Regions from separate parts of the Homo sapiens genome. Here region 1 is linked to region 2. The links are chromatin loops, found by intact Hi-C in ENCODE. Cell type or tissue: PC-9. All regions are shown on one strand. Each heading gives the region's core, and the rest is flanking DNA. Links, peaks and the distances in the headings are about the cores only.

Region 1 (2,912 bases), core at 263-2,762, 1.5 Mb before region 2:
ATTATATGGATTTTTAAACTGTGATAATCCATGAAAGCTCAGAAGACCCACCTTTCCATAATGATCCCACTAAGGATTTGCTGTGAAATTCAAAGCAAATTATCTAATGACTTTAGGACTCAGTTTCCTTATCTATTTTCACAGCATGTCCATGACCACAGATGTGGGTCAAAGGCCAGAAGGAATTTCCTGAACGTTCTGTTCTTTATAAGACCCCTCAGACCCTCAGTCAGTTCTGAAATTAGGGTGAGGGTTGGGTCATTGGAAACCCCAATAGTAAGCCTGATTGAAAGCCTCACCAGCCCCACAGGACTGGGGTTCAGAAAAGCTTCAATTTAATTTAGAACAAATAGAGTGTTTACACATCTAATGATAACAAATTTGCACTCATTCATAAACACAGACACAGTTTTTTTTTATTTTGAGACGGAGTCTTGCGCTGTCTCCTGGGCAGGAGTGCAGTGGCGCCATCTCGGTTCACTGCAAGCTCCACCTCCCAGGTTCAAGTGATTCTCCTGCCTCAGCCTCCTAAGCAGCTGGGATTACAGGCACCCGCCACCACGCCGGGCCAATTTTTTTGTATTTTTAGTAGAGAGGGGGTTTCACTGTGTTGGCCAGGTTGGTCTCGAACTCCTGACATCGTGATCCACCTGCCTCAGCCTCCCAAAGTACTGGGATTACAGGTGTGAGCCACTGCACCCGGCCACAGATTTCTCTTATATTCATTATAGAGCCTTGAGGCCTTACAGGAGTAAAGAAAGATATTGGTTTGTTGAGTGTACTTGGTGACTCAGCTTAGCTGATGTGACATGTGCTGAAAAGTGAGGAAGATACTTCTAAACCTAACCTGGACCTTTGGGCAGCAACTGGTGACAAAAATTGACACAGGATTTACAGGAATCTAAGGAAATACCTAAATACCATTGAGATCTACCTGTTATTTTTTACTTGAAGTACGTGCTTTTGGTGAATAGAATACATTCTCTACCCCATCAGATCTCTCACCAGACATGTTAACTAGTGACCAACTGATGGACTGGTGGTTAATTGCCTCTGTCAACCCCCAGAGCAGAAAATGCTAAGAAATAGCCAAGAGCAATGTAGCCAGAGGAGGACAATTAAGCCTTTGTTTTAGAAATTTGCCTGAGTAGTTTTCACTGGGAATTAGGGGGACTTTCTTTTTTCCAATTAGTATCCATTTTGAAATATTCAACACAGGGCTGAATACTCAAAGCAACCCCTCGGATTACCCAATCCTTACTCTCAAGTTTGTTGTGTTCCAGGTGTTTCGCTGTTGCCTTAATTTTTAGGCTCACTATTCTGAATACCACATTTTCGACCCAGGAAGACAGTGAGAATTCACTGAACAGTGAGCAACGCAAGCAATTTTTACTAAAAGTGAAAGAGAAGTCAAGAAAGCACCACCAGGGTGCTGTTCTTTTCAAATAAAATACACGTGTCAATAACAGCAGTGGACACCGGGGGGCAGTAACACACAACATAGGCAGCCTTTTTTTTTTCTTTAAATTTTATAATTAAATTGCATAAATTAAATAATGGTTTTCCAAGTTTCCACTTTGAAAAAAGAATTTCCCCAACAGTGTCTGCTGGTCAGGAGATACCACGCAGAGATACATGACTCAAAAGGTTGTCTTCTGGATCTTAATCAGAAGATCTGATTCTGTTTGTGAATCCAGTAATATTGCCGTTTTACATCTTTGACTTGAAATTAGGACAGACTATCTTTTTAAATTGGCTTTTACTATTTTCTCTCATCTCATGGCAGAATGACCAAAAGCTATATATAGTTTTTTTTTCTTGTTTTGTTTCTTTATTTGAGATGGAGTCTCACTCACGTCGCCCAGGCTGGAGTGCAATGGCGGGATATCGGCTCACTGCAATCTCCGCCTCCCGGGCTCAAGTGATTCTCCTGCTCAGCCTCCTAAGTAGCTGGGATTACAGGCACACACCACCACACCCAGCTAATTTTTGTATTTTTAGTAGAGACGAGGTTTCACCATGTGATCCAGGCTGGTGTCACATATAATTTCCTATATTCACGTTTGTAAGTCAGCCCTTCCTAGTTTGAGAGGACAGACTAGGCCCTGGGGTTGTGTGCAGTCTTTCCCTGGCCATGGTGATGGGCTGGAGTGCAGGGGCCGGGGGATGGAGCTTCTGCTTAACAATGGTTTTAGGGCCGCGGTCATCTTGAGGCAGGTGTGGCAAAGGCACCCTGGAGAGGAGAGGTGAAGAGACCTGGAGGCGCCAGGGGTTTGAGAACAGATGGAGAGCAGGTGACCCTGGAGCTCACCTTCCTCGGGGCAGGGACAAGAGGAAGGCCACATGTGCCCCTGTGCAGAGCCAGCTCCCGTGGGACACACAAAGGCATCCACACCCTAGGAGTTTCAGCTTTTCTCAAGTACCACCTCCAGCCTCATCACTCTGCCAGCTGCTCCTGCTTAACTTGTCAGACTCTAGGGACCTATGGCAAGAAGATCACTGGACCAACCAGGAAAGGAAAATACTAAGGCTTCAAACTTTTGGAAAGCTACTGGCCATACTTTTATGGAGCACAGAAGAAAAACAAATCCTCAAGTATCTGATGCTGTTTAGAAATAAGTATAAACTGCAGTTCATCCTTAAAAATAGCTAAATAATAACAGCTGACTGTATATAGTGCTGAAGGGGGTTGGCCACGGTTCTAAAGTCATTTAATTCTTATAAAGACCCCATGGAGCATGTGCCATAATTATCCCAGTTGGGGAATCTGTGGTGCACAGAGGCTAAATGACTCAGCTAAGGACGCTTGAGCTTTTAAGAATTGGAGGTGGGATTTGAACTCAGGCAATCTGGTACCGGAGGCTACACTCTGAACCATTACGCTCTGATGCTGGCAAAATGAGAAATGCAAA
Region 2 (2,912 bases), core at 147-2,646:
CCGGGTGGACATCCTGGACCCCGCCCTGCTACGCTAGGGCGGCCTGGACCGCAAGATCGAGTGCCTGGGCCAGAATCATGCAGATCCACTCCCAAAAGATGAACGTCAGTCCTGACGTGAACTGCGAGGGAGCTGACCCGCTGCACAGATGACTTCAACGGGGCCCAGTGCAAGGCTGTGTCTGTGGAGGCGGGTATGATCGCACTGCGCAGGGGTGCCACGGAGCTCACCCACGAGGACTACATGGAAGGCATCCTGGAGGTCCAGGCCAAGAAGAAAGCCAACCTACAGTACTACGCCTAGGGCACGGCAGGCCAGCCCCGGACTCGCGGCTGAAGTGCGCAATAAAAGATGGTTTAGAGGCAAAATAAAACAAAACAAAAAAAATACAAAAATTAGCCGGCCGTAGTGGCGGGCGCCTGTAATCCCAGCTGCTCGGGAGGCTGAGGCAGGAGAATCGCTTGAGCCCGGGAGGCGGAGGTTGCAATAAGCCAAGATCGCGCCATTGCACTCCAGCCTGGGCAACAGAGCGAGACTCCGTCTCAAAAAAAATAAAAAATAAAACTCTTCGGAGTAGCATTTTTTCAATAACAGGAAATGCTGGAGATAATCAGATGCAATTGGAAACATTATACTCTCATATACAAAATTAGAGTTACTCTATTCAAAGCACTCCCCCACCATGTAGCTTCTTAAGTCAAGATAATTAAGTGGTACATTAGTTTCAAAAAAAATTTAGATGCTGACCTTACTGTTTCTGCAAACCACAATACTCTGCTTTTTTGGTGCTGATTATGTTGAAAAGAGAATATTATGACATTCTATGGTAATAATTCCAATTGCAAGATTTTGATCTTCAAGGAAAGAAGTAGAGCATTGTTGTGGAGGCAAAGCCTTGAGCTTGACGCAGTAAAATATGTCTGATTTTTTTTTTAGCCCAGCAAAGCTCACTGAAAAGTTTTACAAGTGATTGGAATCTTTAAATTTAGACATTTGAAACACTTTTCACTTCGTAATCTGCCATCTACTCTGAAAGGCGTACCACTTTCCTGAGCTCTGCTGGACCCTAAACTCTAATTGCTCATTTTAGAAAACTAAAGATAAATCTATTTAAAAATAAAATAAAATCCAGAACTCCAAAGGTTTTGCTTTTCCATTCAGGCTGATTTGGTTTAACCCGCAGTGAGAATTGATCAGGAAACGTCTGCCATCTTGTGGCCAAATATAAGAACTTGCTCCAAGAGAGTCACCCATTGGTGGCTTTTCCTCAGCAGCTGTGGGCAGCTGCTCCTGCAGATGGACACCTTTTTATCCAGGCCTCTGAGCATCTCCAGAGCCCACTCGCCAACAAGTACAATGTCCTCAAAAGTTAAAGTTGAAAGGACATTAAAGAATTATTTGCTCAAGAAAAACTTCGGAAGAAGAGAATGTGAGAGAGAAGGGGGAATAAATGTGCCTCTCTCCCTCCCTGGCAGCCCTGAGGGTCTCCACAAATCTCCAGGATTAAAAAATGGGGGAACTGAAGCCCAGAGAGAACCAGTGACTCACTCAGGAACCCCGGTCTCCCCCTCCCACTCAAGGGCGCTGTCTCTGACTTCTTCATGCATGCTTGTCTTCCAGATTTCCCATTGCTTTTTCCCATGACCTCAGACTGGAAAAGCCAAATATAGACTTCCACAGCTTAGAAAACACCTATAAAATTCCTCGCTCCATCCCAACCGGTCACTGAGCAGATTTAATTGGGGTGGGAGGGATTTAATTGGGGTGGGAGAGATCAAGACTTCCAAATAATGAGACTCAAGATCAGTGTTGTCCAACAGAACTTTCCGCAGTGATGGAAACACTCCCTATCTGCATGTGCCGGTATGGGAGTGACTATACTCGAGTAGCTACTGAGCACTTGACATGTGGCTTGTGCAGCTGAGAAACTGAATTTTTAGTTTTATTTAACTTTCATTTATTTAAATGAAATTGCCACAGCTGGCTACCATACTGGACAGTACATCTCTAAATCTTACATTCCTAACCCAGTCCAGCATGTTATGACCTTGACAAACAAAAAACGCCATCCATTCATTCAAAAAGATATGTGTTAGCTGTTAATAAAGAAAACTGTGTTGCTATGATACAGTGCACACACAAAAATAGAAAATATCTGTTTTCCCAGCGTACATATAATTAATCGAGGATATAAAGCATGCTGATGCATAGAGGATGAGAACACGGAGCGGGGTTTTTCTTTGATGGGGAGCCACAGGGCTGGGTTAACAGGGAACTTGCAAGTGAAACCGGGCCTTACAAGTCCAGCAGGAGGAGGGAACATAGGTATTTTAGAGAAAGGGAAAGGATAAGGATCAGAAAAGGGACATCAGCAGGTCCACTCAGGGGATGCCAAGAAACCTGATCCAATTCAAGGTGTAGTTTCATGTAAGGGAATCATGGGAGAAAAAAAAACTAGGAAGGTAATTTAGGACCAGTTTCCAAACACAAAAATGAGAGAACCAGGGAGGTTGTAACCGGAATAAAAGGGAAGGGACCAATTAAAGAAAGATTACAATGGAGGAGGGACCCAGACTTTAGAAAAGAGTCAATGTGCCAGGCTCGGTGGCTCACGCCTGTAATCCCAACACTTTTGGAGGCCAAGGTAGGTGGATCATTTGAGGTCAGGAGTTTAAGACCAGCTGGCCAACATGGTGAAACCCCATCTCTACTAAAAATGCAAAAATTAGCCCAGCATGGTGGTGGGTACCTGTAATCCCAGCTACTTGGGAGGCTGGGGCAGGAGAATCGTTTGAACCCAGCAGGCGGAGGTTGCAGTGAGCAGAGATCGCGCCACTGCACGACAGAGTAAGACTCCATCTCAAAAAAATAAAAAAAATAAAAAAATAAGAAGAAGAAAAAGATTCAATGTT

What was found. A loop is a pair of places that touch in the nucleus more often than their neighbours do. Peaks named below come from ENCODE experiments on the same cell type or tissue, not always from the same donor. Only the 100,000 strongest peaks of a DNase experiment are listed, where the experiment ranks them.
Region 1: a loop joins it to region 2, with 13 times the contacts of the local background. A loop is called at or near these places in 16 of 110 quality-filtered maps.

What each region holds. Positions count from the first base shown.
Region 1 is chr9:17,530,367-17,533,278 of GRCh38, forward strand. No RefSeq gene overlaps it. Among named protein-coding and RNA genes, the nearest start is that of SH3GL2, 47 kb to the right of the region's middle. In PC-9, for the core only: CTCF peaks have their summits at 1,485 (motif pointing right) and 1,692; no DNase peak of the experiment used is centred there.
Region 2 is chr9:19,027,832-19,030,743 of GRCh38, forward strand. The region is part of intron 1 of SAXO1 (stabilizer of axonemal microtubules 1); the gene reads right to left. It also overlaps the pseudogene PSMC3P1. Among named protein-coding and RNA genes, the nearest start is that of SAXO1, 3.9 kb to the right of the region's middle. In PC-9, for the core only: a CTCF peak has its summit at 1,205 (motif pointing left); no DNase peak of the experiment used is centred there.